Regions from separate parts of the Mus musculus genome. Here region 2 is linked to region 1. A link is a loop called in an ENCODE intact Hi-C map of the cell type or tissue named here. Cell type or tissue: left cerebral cortex. All regions are shown on one strand.

Region 1 (8,000 bases):
CAAAGATCTACAGGCAGTTAAGATGCCAAGAGCTGGAGAAATAGCCTTCTCTAGGGAAGAGCACACTAACTGATTATCCAACACCAAGTGGTCAGCCCTGAAAACATGTACATGCACATAATATTAAATAGACTGGGTTATAGTTATGTATTTAAGAATGTGTACACACACACAAAACACACACACACACACACACACACACACACACACACACACGCACATACAAGCACGAATGACATTTCGTCTCAAGAAGGAATAATTTATTGAAATTGAGATCAACTTTTTGGGAAGAATGTTCTGAGAATTTCAAATTAGTGATATGAAGTGAAGATGTTTTCATACATAATATGTAATAAGAAAGGGTTTATCAGTAATTATGTGATGTGTAGTCCTTCTTTGTGATTATGTCCAGTAAATATATTTATATATACTTCAAACATATACAAAATACTTCATCCTTCCTTTCCCTCTCTCCCCTCCTCTTCCCCTCCCTCTTCTCTTTTTCTCTTCACTCCCTTTCCCTCCTCTCTTCTTCTATTTTCTCCCCATCCATTCCTTCCTCTTCTTCTCCATGTTTGTCCTCCCAGTCTTCTTTTTTATGGACTTCACATTTTTTGTCCCCACAACTTCTGTTTCTGGTGTTGCTTTCACTTATGTCAAGTGTTTCACCTCACCAGGAAATTGTTTTGTTTTATTATTATTTTTCAATGAAAATATAGTTGTGTAAACACTTTTGGGAATAACTTATTACTGAATGGAGTTTTGACTAGGAAGAAAATGTAAGCTTTACTGTGCAAAGAATGATAGCCCTGTAAAGTGTTACTGTTTAGAAATACATAGGGCTTCATATTGGGAAATAGATATCTTCTTAAGCTGCTTTCTGTGATGCTCAGGTTTTGCTTGTCAACTCCAAGGGCAAGTGTCTCTACAGAGCACAGTTAATTTGCTGCAGTGTCGTGATATTGAGTTTGGCTTGATGAACTGTTTGTTGTTTGGGATCAGGGAAATCCCCAGAAGGGCCTCCTTCAGGTCACTGGTTTCTTCAGTAGCTCTTGGTGATGACAAGGTTGGTGAAAAGGTTCTGTTGGAGTGGGGAGTGAAGTTCCTGGGAAATCCATTGCTTGGAGATGTTCCATGAGTCATTGGTGGAGTTCACAGGCTGATAGGAGAGCCAGATATGTTAGCCCGTTTCTCTTTACTGACACAAAACTTCCAAGAAAGGCAATTTAAAGATGGAAGGATTTAATTTGGTTTGCAATTTCTGAGGTTTCTTCTCGTGCAGGTAGGGCATGACAAAAGGCTCACTCATGGTTTCCGGGAAGAAGAGAAGGGGAGCAAGAGGGGAAGCAAGCCTTTCCCTTTCCCGTTTCAATCCATCTGTTCCCTCAGACTGTGGGATGTAACAGCTTACATTTGGGGGTAGGTCTTTTCCCCTTCATTAATTTCTGAAAATCCATTTGTAGAAAGTTCCAGAAGTATGCTCTACTAACCTCCTGGGCAACTCTCAGTTCAGTTAAGTACATGTTCTAACCATCATATCTGGGTTGCATATGACCGTACTTGCCTGGCCATTGAGGGATGGCTATATATTTCTAGAATATACCTCATTATAGAGCATCTGTATGTTATCCAAGCAAACATAAGAGGAACTATACCAACTCTAGTGGTTAATTTGGTGTACTTTGATATTTGGTCCAGTATTTTAGTTGTTTCTTCGTGGCTGTTGTTGATAAGATTAACATTTACGTTGGTTGATGCAGTGGTTAAACTTGGTTAGCAACTTGACAGGGTCTAGAATCACCCAGGAAACAAACTTCTGGGTGTGTTGGTGAGAGTATTTGTAGAGAGGGCTAATTGAGGTGAAAATACTCACTTTAGCTGTGGGCCACACAATTCTATGGGCTGATAGAGTAAAAGATGGAGCGGGGCAGAGCTCTGTCTGTTTCTCAGATGCAAAGGCAGTGTGGACTGGGTGCTTCAGGATCCTGCCTTCGTAACTCCTCTGTGATAGTGGACTTTCCTTGTGATCATCACCACCCACGATCTGTGAGTCCCAATAAACCCCTCCTTCCTTAAGTTTTGTTTGTTTGTTTGTTTGGATTTGGTCAGGAGTTTTGTCATAGCAATGAGGAAAACAATTGGTAACAATGGTCTATAAGCAGAGCGAACTGCGGTCCAGAAGGTAGTGGCTTATCTAACAGGCTCTCCGCCTTGAAAAATCAGAAAGGCCAGTTTACCAGAGATGTTCTCTGGCAGGGGACCTTTGAACTTTATCAATGATGTCAGTTTTGCCTAGTTCTACTGCAGCTGTCTTTATACTTGAATGCCGGTGTGTGTTTCTGCGTGTCTGTATATTTATTGGAATCCATGTATACATGTGTGTGCAGGCAGGATCTGAAGACCAAGGAGGCCAGGAGAAGTCAGTGCATCTCTTGGGGCTGTAGCTGCAGGCGTGCCCACCCTGGGGCTGGGATCTGAACGCCGGTCCTCATGACAGCATGGAAAGCATTAACTGCTGAGCCATCTCTCTGGCCCTTAAGATAGGATTTAAAATACAATAAAAAATTTAAAAATTCCTATTCCTTTGCTAGCTTTTAAAAATTAAAATGTTCAATGACCCTGAAAACAAAACAAAAAATAAATCAAACAAACAAACAAACAAAATCTGTGTGGCTCTTAGATCCATGCTTAAGGTTGGAAACTGTTAGAGACTCTTCTGTGTAATCTTGGGCTACATACAATTCTATCCTGGGTTCTGTCAGGGTGCCAGGAAAGTATCAACCAGTATTTCAAAATGTTAGAAGTTGTTCTGAGTTTTTAGTAGACTAGAGGCAAAGACTCTGTGTAAAATGAGAAAAGAGAAAAAAATATGCGCTTGCCTCTCCAGCTCAGTTAGATCCAATGTGATCAACTATAATTCATGAGCTACTGCATGTTTTATGACTTCCCACAATTATTCAAAAAGACTCCAAAGTTTTCATTTCCTTCTGATAAAGGCAGGCTATACAGTCAGCAATTGGACAACAAAGAGGTTTTTCTCTTTTTCTCAAATGTCAATGAAGTAGGAGCTGTGGCAGTCAGGAAGAGGGGTAGGAGGAGCCAACACAGAGTCTGCTCTGCACAGTAAACACCGGGGATAATCAGATTAAAGTGCATTTGAGAAGTTGGCCTCTGCTGCTTAGCCAGGCAAGACGATGTTTGTGTAAGCTACCGGGGCAAGAATTCCATTTCTCTTACATAACAGGGTTAGGCATTTTATAGTCCCACATCCAAATAAACAAGGACTCAGGCACTTGTCATTCTCTTCAGCTTTTATATGCTAGGTTGTTTGCGTGTGTGTGCGTGTGTGTGTGTGTGTGTAGTGGGGTGTCTCCTCAATTGCTTCTCCACCTAATAATCTGAGATGGGGTCTCTTCTTGAACTGGGATCTTGTGGTTAGACTGGCTAGCCAGTGAGCTCTAGAGATCCTCCTGTCTCTACCCTTCTCCATGCTCACTTTAAAAGACTGATACTCCTGTATTTGCTAGGCCCCGGCATAGTCTCACAAGAGACAGCTATATCTGGGTCCTTTCAGCAAAATTTTGCTAGTGTGTGCAATGGTGTCAGCGTTTGGAAGCTGATTATGGGATGGATCCCTGCATATGGCAATCACTAGATGGTCCATCTTTTTGTCACAGCTCCAAATTTTGTCTCTGTAACTCCCGGATGATCACAGTCAGCTATTGGATGGGTCACACGGTCCCCAATGCAGGAGCTAGAGATATTACCCAAGGAGCTAAAGGGAACTGCAACCCTATAGGTGGAACAACAATATGAACTAACCAGTACCCCAGAGCTCTTGTCTCTAGCTGCATATGCATCAAAAGATGGCCTAGTTGGCCATCACTGCAAAGAGAGGCCCATTGGACTTGCCAACTTTAGATGCCCCAGTACAGGGGAACGCCATGGCCAAAAAGGGGGAGTGGGTGGGTAGGGGGTTGGGGGGGTGGATGTGGGGGACCTTTGGGATAGCATTGAAAATGTAAATGAGGAAAATACCTAATAAAAAAATTAAAAAAAAAAAAGACTGATACTCCATGTGGCAATCAAAACTCAGGTTCTCAGGTTTGCATAGCAATCGCCTGACCCACTGAGCTGTCCCCCATCTTGATATACTCAGTGGCCTTCATCAATATGGTGACATGTCAAGTTTTTTTCATAAGAAGAAAAAGCACCCTTGCATTTTATGCATACTGCGTGCCTGGATTTTGGAAGTCAGCTTGGCTCTTGGCTGTGGGGCTTGCCTTTTCTCATTTTGAGGCAGCGAATGCCTAAGCACTGGGAAGCCATGGAGATGCAGAGGCCAGGCTGTCAGGGAATGTGCTGGGAGAGCGAAAGCTCATCAGCCAAGCTTCTGATAGCAGTACCCACTGAGCTTGACTGCTGGCATCGTAAGCACAAACGTCAGGCCTGGGAGCTTTGGGGACAGCATCCTTGACATGGATTACTTTAGGGACCAGCCTGGAGAAAACAGAAGCATTTAAGTCAAAAGGGCCTGCTTGGCTATCCCAAGTCCAAATTCCAATTCCTCAATAGCTGCTGAAGATTCTGAGAGCTGGGAGGGAATGGTCAGCCCTTTTAGACTTAGCTGGTACTGGCAAGACAGAAGCATGGGAAATATAGCTTGATTGTTAGAACCTCTGAATGGGGAGAAGGAAAGCATGGTTGAAGGAAAGGGAGATTAAGAATTGCTATAGGAAACTTCTAGTGAGCATATTGCTTAAACGCCCCCGTCATTTTTTTTTTCACCCGAATGTCTCAATAATCAGACAAACACGGGCAGCAGAATTATCAATGTTGCTATGATAGATCCTCAAGCTTATAAATGTTATTCAATTTGTTAGGGTTCACATATTAAAACGCGGAGTCAACATTTCCGTCTGAGTCCTGACTCTGGCATTTTTGGGATGTTTCTGTTTCTGCGGCAGGAGTAAGAGGCACAGGATAGACGGGGGTGGGGGTTGGGGGTGTTCTCACACAGCTTTCAGGGGCAGGTTTGGGAGTAAGGGGATGGAAGACACAGTGTGGTGCAACTCGTGGAATGGGGCTCAGTGGTAAAACTGCCTAAGGAAGGAGGAGGAGAAGGAAAGGGAGAGAGGGGGAAGGGCTAAGAGATCATAGGAAGAAAAATGTGAGAGGCGGCGACAGCTTTAAGCGCAGGTGGTGAGCAAAATGAACCTATAATACATCATAACTCTTGTATAACGGGACAAACTAGAGCAGGGTTTTTATGTCACCATAAGAGCTGTGATTACAAGTTCATGGCATTCCATTCATCTGCAGGAGCTATTGGCAGTTAATGGCTATGACAGGGTGGAGAATGGCATTTTCTTCAGTGGTGTAGATATCTGGAAGATGCGCATGCATATGACAATACTCCTTTACCTATGCTACTGTGACTAAACCCAATACAACCATGAAAAACGTGAAAGGATAAGGGAACTAATTGGAAAGAGGAAGCGGGCAGTGGGCCTGGGATGGGGACAAAGAGGATCATGAGAAATGAATCTGATGAAAGCATATTACATGTGCATGTGAAACTGTCACAATGAAACACATTATGTATAATTAATACATAACAAATACTCTATATTAATACTACACAATAATGTGACACATTATGTATAATATAAAATATATAATTGATATAATTAATAAAACACAAAATGTATAATTAATATAATTAATATATTATGTATAATATAATTAATATTGCTAATAAAAAGCAAGCTGAGATTTCCCTTGCCTTTGCCATTTTCCCTTTGTGTTTGGGGATTTCTTGTGATACTGTATACAAAAGCAGGAGGTTTTGCCAAGAGCCAGCATAGCCTGGAATGATTTGAAGCAGGATACAGTGTTGAACATAGAGGTAGCTTTAAAGACTGATAGTTTTTGGACTTCTGGCTCTCTATACTGACTGCTTGCTGATAACATCTAAAACATCCTAAAAGCTTTCTGCTTATTCTATGGTTAAAAAACTTGAGCGACTAACACCTGCTGCTTAGCAGCTGGGAATTAAGTAAACTATGTATTGTTATCACTCCTTTCTCTGTCCAGGCAGCTGGAAGCCTCTCTGGCTAGACTGGTTAACTCTTTGTGAATTAGAGAGGAAGGAAAGGAAAATAATTAAGATGCTTCATGCAAATATGCAAGACACATGCACTCATTCATATATATTTACATGTATATATCTCATACATTCCATAAGTATGTATGCATGCTTACATGCACACATCAACCTACACATATACATATAGACAAACAAGTATATACATTTGGATGGATGGATGGACAGATGGATATACATGCACACATCAACCTACAGCAACCTACACATATACATACAGACAAACAGGTATATACATTTGGATGGATGGACAGATGGATGGATGGATGGATGGATGGATAGATGGATGGATGGATGGGACAGAGCTCCCCAAGCCAAACCATTCAACCAACAATTTAATTTCTTTTCTCTGGCCTCTTAAATACCTTCTTAGACAAAAAGTTCTTTAGTAAATTACTTCAGAGAGAAATGCTAATTAAGATGGGAGTTACAGAAGGATGCTGATATTAAGTACACAGCAGTATTTCATTCTATATGCACATTAAAAGTTCAAAGCTACAGTTTTTACATTTTGACTCATCATAGTGCATATCTGTGGCTATACCCTTGAACCTAAATTTATTTCCTTGAACCTAAATTTGCCCCAAGTCTATTTCTTCTTTTTAGTGTAATTATGAAATCTCATTGTATTTCTTACTATGCAGCCTTTACTTACTATTATGAAGAATGGGCACATTCTATTCTTGATTCGATTTGTTATGTCTTTCTAGAAAAGCAACTAAAACCAACTCTTAAAATTTTCTTCCTAAAATTATTTGAATCAAATCAGGAATTCTATAGAATCATTAATTCACCTAAACATCATTAATTCATAAAGTTTATCTTTATGTTGATCTGCAGGAAGTCTGATCAATAGGGTGGGCTAATGCCCAGGATTATTATATTAATTAAATGATGACAGGAAAGTCATATCAGCTGCAAGAAGCAATCTTGAGATGAAGTCTCTTTGGAACCCTTCCATCAAGTCCACCCATCATATACCATGCAAAAACAGTGGGCCACCTCTAGGAAGGTCACCTTCTAGCTTTAGTCTATCCTAGATAGTTCTAATAGGGTTTTATTGTTTGCAAGAGTTGGAAATGTAATTGAGGAAAATATGTAATAAAAATATTAAAAATTAAAAAAAAAGAGTTGTTGTAGCAGTGTGTCACAGGTTGGATGACTTAAGTGTCAAAAATTTATTTTCTCACAATTCTGGAGATTAGGAGAAAATACCTGTGGGCAAGTCTGTGGAGGCATTTTATTGGTTAATGTTTGATGTGGCAGGTACTAGCCTACTGTAGGCAGTGCCACTCCTGGGCAGGTGGTTCTGGGTTGGTATAAGAAAACAAACTGAGAAGGCTGCAGGGAGCAAGCCAATCAGCAGGGTTCCTTCATAGTCTCTATTTTAGTTCCTGCCTCCAGGTTCTGCCTGAGATTCAGCCCTGACTTCCTTCAGGGATGGACTGTTACACAGACGTGAAAAGCTAGATAAAGTCTTTCCTCTCTACACTAGATTGGTTCTGATCATGGCATTTATCACAGAACTTGAAAGCAAAGCAGACATCCATCAGGAAAATATAATAATTATAGATAGATATGCATCTAACAATAGGTTTTGAATATATAGGCATACTAAGAGGAAAATACCAGGCACAGTAACAGGAAAAACAGATGATTCAACAATACTAATCGGAAGTTTCAAATATACTACTTTCTATTTTATTATTAATTAATTATTTTATTTATTTATATCCCAAATGTTGCCCTCTTCCAGGTCCTCACTCCCAGAGTTCTTCTCCCAAGTCCCCTTCCCTGGGACATTAAGTCTCTAAGATTAGGTGCATCCTTTTCC
Region 2 (8,000 bases), 64 kb after region 1:
ATCATCTCAAGTGAGTGTGTGCCTGGCTCTGTCAGAACTTAATGTTTTAAAGTGGAGCTAAAAGCCTGATATTCATCTTCAATTTATGGATTTTGTTAATACTAATAATTAATTGTATTAAAAAGCAATTTTGGGGCTAAACTATTTAAGATTTCTAATTTGAAGCCAATGTCCCTTATAATTTCTATTTCATTAAAGCCTTGGTATGCTAATTGCAAGTAATTATTTTTCCATTGCCTTAATGTCTTCTGTCACAGACCTCACTCTATAATATGCTGCTACCTTGTTTTTGTAAAAGGATAAATAATTTATACCTAATCTGCAAAAAATGTATTTTTTCAAGCAGTATTTTATATTCATATAGCTTCATGATCTGAGCTGCCTTGACGTTTCTCCTGTAGGAAAATTAGAGACGATTGAGTCCTTTTCAGTTGTGTTGAATGTAGAATGGTCTGTGGAACTACATGGAGATGGCTTGATATCATGGTGTGAGTCTTTGAGTTCTCCTGGCTCATCTTGTTCTGAACTCACTGTTCCAGGGAAAGGCATTTCATTGAATTTCTCCTACTCTGTGACAGGTTACCTTTATTGCAGGAATGCCTTAAGTATGGGAAGCCATGGTGAGGAAGAGGGAGGAAACATGCTGTGGTGGTTTGAATATATTTGTCCCGTGGCACTATTAGAAGGTGTGGCCTTATTAGAGAAGGTTAATTAACCCTTGTTAAAGGAAATGTCTGCCGCTGTGGAGGGAAACCTTTGAGGTCTCATATCAATGCTCAAGTCCAGCCAGTGTGATTCAGTCACTACTCCTATTACCAGCTTCCATATTAGTTAGGATTTCATTGCTGTAAGCGATCACCAAGACAACTTAAACAGAGAAAACATTTAATAGGGATTGTCTTAGTTTCAGAGGTTCAGTCCATTATCATCATGGCGTGAAGCATGGCAACCTGCAGCCAGATATGGTGCTGGGGCAGCCAAGAGCTCTACATCTTGATCTGAAGGTAGCCAGAAGGAGGCAGTGTTCTGCAGGCAGCCGGGTGGAAAGTCTGGATCACACTGGCCAGGCTGGAGCACAAATATCCAAGGTCTTAAAGCCCCGCCTCCACAATGGCCCACTTCCTTTAACACGGCTACACCACTAACAGTGCCACTTCCCATGGGCCAAGCATATTCAAACCACCATACATTCTTTTCTGAATGCTTCTTAGAGGATCCAATATATCCTCTAGAAAGAGTTATGAGTAGACTTAAGTCTTCTCTGGGTATTCAGGAGGCCTGATGATTTCTGTTTCTTCTAGATTGTAACCCTCAAGCACCATGAGTCCAGTATTTCATCAAATCTGCCCCTAATGCCTGTTCCTTCTCCACCCATCCCTCTGACAGATTTCTTCATTACTTACTTAAATATTTACACACTGGGTAATATTCTCTAGTTCTAAAAGTTTTATTCTAACTAGAATATCTGTCATTCATACACTCAGCCACTTCCCTGTAACAAGTGACCAGCATGACTTGCCAAAGGATTATCTACATGTACTCTGTCCTTGAACCAGTTTCTTTATGAAAAGCACAGTGCTGTTTAAAAATTAAACTTTGGTTACATCACTCAATTTCTTCCTTGCTGTCTTATAAGGTTCATGATCCAAATCCTTATCACCTCTACCTGCCACTTATTTCTCCCTTACCCCTGCATTCTCACCATATTGGCTTCTCTCAGTTTTTCAAGGTTTCATGATTTCTGCCACCATCAATTAATTGTTTCCTATAATTCTATAGTCCGGGGACATTGGAAGCTACCATATCTCTGCCCTTGAATGAACAAACTCTTTTACAATTCAACTCAAATGCCACTTCTTTAGGGGAAGTTCCTACCCATAGAGTGGATCAGATCTCTTTAAATAATGATATTGGTGGTAGTGATGATTATGCTATTAATAATTATCAAAATTTATTGATTGCAAGTGATGGTCTGGATCTCTTTTAAGAACTCCAGTTTAATCTCCAGAACATTTTGTGATTTTGTATTCTGATTTCCTAGATGAGGAAACCCAGACAAGGGAAGTGAACTAGCCTGTCCAAGAGTCCATAGCAACTTTGGTGACACACTGTTATTGTAATATGAAGGCTTCCTTCATAATACCTATTATAATTTATGATTGTATCACTAAGTTTGTAATCCTTTAAACACCAAATGCATAGCTTAACGTTGGACTTTAGATGATGACAATCAGGGTTTTTGGGTGCAAGTGTGTCTGATTACCATGGAGTTTAGTACTCTCTGCTTGGCGGATAGAAAATATTCAATAATGGAATGTTTTTTTTTTCAATTAGATGACTATAAGAAGTAAGTTACCACATCAAATTTGTTGAATTCTAAAAGAATTTGCAATGAACAAGAAAGAATACTAACCTAGAAAACAAATAACACCACTAAAACATGAGTTATTATAAAGTCTCTCTGAAGAAGCACGTACCTTAATTTAACACTGAATCACCAACAAGGCAGCATACAGTAGCTGATATGAGGTCACTGACACATGTAACAGAGAACTGCTGGGTCTGGCCTCAGTGAGAGAAGATGTACCCAACCCTCGAGAGACTTGAGGCTCCAGGAAGTGGGGAGGTCTGGTGGGATGAAGGTGAGGGGGTGGGGACATCCTCTTGGAGATAGAGGAGGAGGAATGGGATGAGGAACTGTCAGAAGGTAGACTGGGATGGGAATAGTGACTGGACTATAAAAAACAATTTAATAATAATATCTAAAAGAAGATTTTTAAGGAACAATCATAAAAGGTGACAGTAAATTATTTCCAAAACCACAGAAGGCTTTGCACTTAGTTTCAGCAAAAATATCCTATAAATGAATTCTGACCCACTAGACTTGGGCCTTGTGCCTATCCTGGAAAACTGCTTTATACCACATCATAGGACTCCCTTAATTAGCTAAGGCTGTTTGTGCCCATCAATAATGGAAGGGGAGTGTGTCTGGTCACCAGATTATAGGAGGTTGATAGCAGACATATTAAGATAACAATAAATAAGAGATACCATGTAGTCATATATGCTAGACTGGCCCTGTTATTAGGGGCTGATGTGTTGATGCTAACATAGAAAGGGCTTATATATATATATATATTCACATACAGGATATATAGATATATATAATCTCTCTGAAGAACTCATGTTTTAGTGGTGTTATTTGTTTTCTAGGTTGGTATCCTTTCTTGTTCATTGCAGATTCATATATATGTGTACACATGTATATATATGCATATATACATATATGGATATGTATATCTTGCTTATAATTTGATTTCTCATGGACTCTGCTCCAAGATAATACATTATTTACTCTGGATTGTTTAACAATTATATTTATAGTACTAACATCTTGGCATTTGTATGCCTATGATATATGTATATATGCACACTCGTGTCTCAGTGCTGGGATCTCAGGTATGAATCGTATGCTCAGTTTATACAGTGCTGGAGATTGAACCCAGTGTTTTACACACGCCAACAAGCTTACCCACGGAGGATAACCCCAGTCTTCTACAGTCTTGACAAATCTTTTATTTCCTTCTGAGACCTACTTGGATGGTTGTGTTGCCTGATTTCCTCAAAGACTCCTCTGTTGTGCTGCTTTGTGGAAGCAAAGTCTCATTAAAATTGAACGAAGTTCACACAGCTTCCTGTTGCTGAACGGGCAGCTTCAGCAAGGCAGTGGTGAAGGTGAATTGGAGTTCCTGCTGGCTGAACTAAAAGTCTGACCTCTACTTAAAATGCAAGTTTATACAAACAAGCTGAGAAGTAACACAGTTTTAACAGTGGCTTCTCTCTCTCTTTCTCTCTCTCTCTCTCTCTCCTTCTCTCTCTCTCTCTCTGTCTCTGTCTGTCTCTGTCTGTCTGTCTCTGTCTCTGTCTCTGTCTCTGTCTGTCTATCTGTCTGTATGTCTCTCTCTCTCTCTGTCTCTCTCCCTTCCCTTCCCCTCTCCCTCCCCCCTCTTTCTGCTAGGCAATGTCTTTAGTTTTTGTTGTTGTTGTTGATAATTTTTTTATTAGGTATTTAGCTCATTTACATTTCCAATGCTATACCAAAAGTCCCCCATACCCACCCACCCCCACTCCCCTACCCACCCACTCCCCCTTTTTGGCCCTGGCGTTCCCCTGTACTGGGGCATATAAATTTTGCGTGTCCAATGGGCCTCTCTTTCCAGTGATGGCCGACTAGGCCATCTTTTGATACATATGCAGCTAGAGTCAAGAGTTCCGGGGTACTGGTTAGTTCATAATGTTGTTCCACCTATAGGGTTGCAGATCCCTTTAGCTCCTTAGGTACTTTCTCTAGCTCCTTGATTGGGAGCCCTGTGATCCATCCAATAGCTGACTGTGAGCATCCACTTCTGTGTTTGCTAGGCCCCGGCATAGTCTCACAAGAGACAGCTACATCTGGGTCCTTTCGATAAAATCTTGCTAGTATATGCAATGGTGTCAGCGTTTGGATGCTGATTAAAAAGTCTACAGCTTATGATTTAGAAAGGAAATGGATGGTGGGCCCATCTGTGAAGACAGAGCCAGATAGGAGATCTGTCCAGGAAAATGGGAGAGCCAGACACATGGTATCTGAGCATGGGTAACTAGCCACTATTCACAAGGCAGAATGTAGATTTAAATAAATGGGTTGTCTTAAGTTATGATTTTAATCAGAGAAGAGCCTAGCTATATGGCCATGGTACTTGGAAATATATTCTGAGTCTGAGTCTTATTTCTGATACATGGGTTGTCTTAAGTTATGATTTTAATCAGAGAAGAGCCTAGCTATATGGCCACGGTACTTGGAAATATATTCTGAGTCTGAGTCTTATTTCTGAGAGCATGGGGCTGGGAGGAAGAACCAAGACCTAACTTTACACAGAGGATTCAAAATAAAATTGAAAAAAGAAGACACAAAAGGAGGGAAAGTGTTGTGGGGAATTCTGGGAGGATCTGAAGAGAGACAGTTGGAATATGTAAGATAAAGACATAGTGTATTGTTATGAAATTTTTATATAAAATATTTAGAAATAGTAAACTTAATAAGATAAATTACTAAACCAAAATAAAAGGCAGATTTTTGAAAAATTACATGACAGTAAAAAATATAGATAGTTAAAATTAGCAGTGTGTAAAAGAGAGAGCTCAGGGGCTGGAGAGATGGGTCAATGGCTAAGAGCACTGACTGCTCTTCCAAAGGTCCTGAGTTCAATTCCCAGCAATGAAATGGTGGATCACAACCATCTGTAATGAGATATGATGCCCTCTTCTGGTGTGTCTGAATTCAGCTATAGTGTACTCATATAAATAAAATAAAATAAATCGTAGGGAGAGAGAGAGAGAGAGAGAGAGAGAGAGAGAGAGAGAGAGCGAGCTCAGAGGAGTCCAGGTACCAGAAGTTCTGCTTTTGGATTCTTTGCATCAGTGAGCCTGATAAGATCCTAAGAAGGACCTATACTTCAACACAGATCCAAGGAAAACACTACTGACATCAATCCATTGAGTTTTAAGGTTTCTAACAGTAGAAAACTAAAACCACAAAAAGTTGTAATCAAAAGCTTGCTGCCAAATATTAACCTCCTTACAAACTCAAGCCATTTCACATGCTAGGCAAGCAATCTCCTCACTGAGCTATACCCCAGCTCTCCTCACTCTGGATTAATGAAAGTGGTATGTGTTCAATTAAAACCTGCTTTGTATGTTGAGTCTCCCACATTACTGATATGAGGCACTGGTAGTGTCAACTATGGCAGTCCCCAGTCAGCCAGTCACAAGAGGAAATAACCAAGACTCAATGAATTAAACTGCTAACATTTGGCAGGTTCATCATATTCAACGCCTTTTGAATTATGACATTTTCAGCTCACAACGGGTTTATTGGCACAGAACTCCATCTTAAGTTGACGCACATCTGTAGCTGTTTTGTTGTCTCATTTTTACGTAAGCACATTTTTTCCCTCATTACATAAGACACAGCTGAAATAACCATGTCTGAATAGTTCTGAGAGAAAGTGAACTGAAGAAAGAGTTGTATAACTTTGAAGAATGGTCTTCAGAGAAAGATGCATCACAAAGAGGCTGTAGATGCCAACAAGAATCACAGGATGGAAAATACAGACAGGATCGTGCTACAGTCCCTTTGGAGGAAATAGAACCTCACAGAGAAAAGCAGATTGTAGATCAATACATGTCTGAAATGGATGATGTCTGTCAGGCCTCAGGAAACGGGTGTCTGGGAAAATGATTTTTCTTCCTCTTTTTCCATGCATTTAATTTGCTGAGTATTTTTGGAATGTGATGTAGCTCACAAGACATTTAACTTTCGAGGAACAAAATGTCTCCAAAGCATGTCACATTTTCAACCCATCATCCTGCTCCCAGGCCCAGAAAGTATGAGACCAATACCCACTACAGGTTCCTAAAGACTGTAGCAATTTCCACAAAGGCTAACAACAAAATGGTTTTAGATTACATGTTCACTCATGATGCTGTACATTCTATGGGGTTATATAGATATCTAATGCAAAGTATTCATCATTGTAGTCAAGTGGGCAATAGTGATATGTTACTGCAGGCTTACCAACTCTAATGAAATTTAACACCATTTTTCTCTTTTTTAAATACTTTACATTATTGAGACATTAGAATGAGCAGCTTTGTGTATTTGCAAAGCAGAATATTTAAGTCAAATGAAATATACATTTTGATGGGTGTTTATTTGTGAATCCAATTTAGTCATCAAGAAAATGACAAAATTTACACTGTCTTTAAACGTGGAACTTAGCATCTATTTTTTATTTATCTGCTTATCTATTGGTTTACATTAGCTTACTTTAAAATTGTTTTGAGATTATGATATAATTATATTTTTTCCTTTCTTTTTCTCCCTCCAGACCTTTCCATGTACCCATCATTGCTCTTTTTCAAACTCATGGACTCTTTTTTTCATTACTTGTTATTGTGTGTGTGTATGTGTGTATACATATGTGTGTATTACCTATATATTCCTAAATATAACTTGCTCAGTCTGTATAATGTTAACCGTATGTTTGATTTAAGGGCTGAACATTTGGTAACTGGATAACCAATTGCTCTTCCCTGGGAAAAGACTATCTCTCCCACTCTCAGCATTCCTTGGTTGCCTGTAGTTTTTTGTGTAGGGCTGAGTCCTTGTGGGATTTTCCCCATCTACTTTGGCATGTCTGATATTCCCTCTCATGTTCATGACTCACCCTTTTTCTTTAACTGTTATTACTGCAAACATACACACACACATACATACATAAATATATAAATACAACACACTAAATTCATTTAGTGTTGTTTGTGTAAAAATGATTTCAGGGTTGACCACTTGGTATTGAATAACTGATTAGAGGGCTCATCTCTGGGGAAGAACAATTCTCCAGTTCTCATCATGTTATTTTAAAAACAATTTTTACGCAATCATACAAAACAATGTGTCTCGAAAAGGTTTATTTTTGTGTGTGGGTCTGTCCTTGTGCACGCATACATGCATATGTGTGTGTGTTGTGCGTTGGACAGGTCCCCATGGAGACTAAAATCAGATGTTGGATGCCTGGGAGTTGAAGTTATGGGCAGTTATGGTCCATCCAATGTTGGTGCTGGAATCCAAGCTCCAAGTCTTCTGATAGAGCAATAAATTCTCTTACCCACTGAGCTACCTCTCCAGTCCCAGTAATGGGTTTTACTAAGGCATTTTCATGCACAGGTGTTAGTATACATCCTTTGTCTTCCTCACTCTGACCCCTTTATGTCTTAGTGTTTATCTGACTCCTTTGTGCCCCTCCTCCTCCCCCTTTGCCTCCACTTCTGAGTCTGCTTCTTTCGCCACATCCCCTACATCTGAATTCACTTCCCTCATCAAGATCTGAGCCCTTCAGAGTTATCAGTGAGGCTTAAAATCAACTTGTCCCAACCTCCATTAATCATGATTTTCCTAA

Evidence for each region. A loop is a pair of places that touch in the nucleus more often than their neighbours do. Peaks named below come from ENCODE experiments on the same cell type or tissue, not always from the same donor. Only the 100,000 strongest peaks of a DNase experiment are listed, where the experiment ranks them.
Region 2: a loop joins it to region 1, with 2.2 times the contacts of the local background. A loop is called at or near these places in 3 of 42 quality-filtered maps.

The regions. Positions count from the first base shown.
Region 1 is chr1:78,905,042-78,913,041 of GRCm38, forward strand. The region is part of intron 3 of Gm29536 (predicted gene 29536); the gene reads right to left. Among named protein-coding and RNA genes, the nearest start is that of Kcne4, 92 kb to the left of the region's middle. In left cerebral cortex, no CTCF peak of the experiment used is centred here; a DNase peak (open chromatin) is centred at 3,133.
Region 2 is chr1:78,968,663-78,976,662 of GRCm38, forward strand. All of the region lies in intron 2 of Gm29536 (predicted gene 29536), which reads right to left. Among named protein-coding and RNA genes, the nearest start is that of Kcne4, 160 kb to the left of the region's middle. In left cerebral cortex, no CTCF peak of the experiment used is centred here; a DNase peak (open chromatin) is centred at 3,658.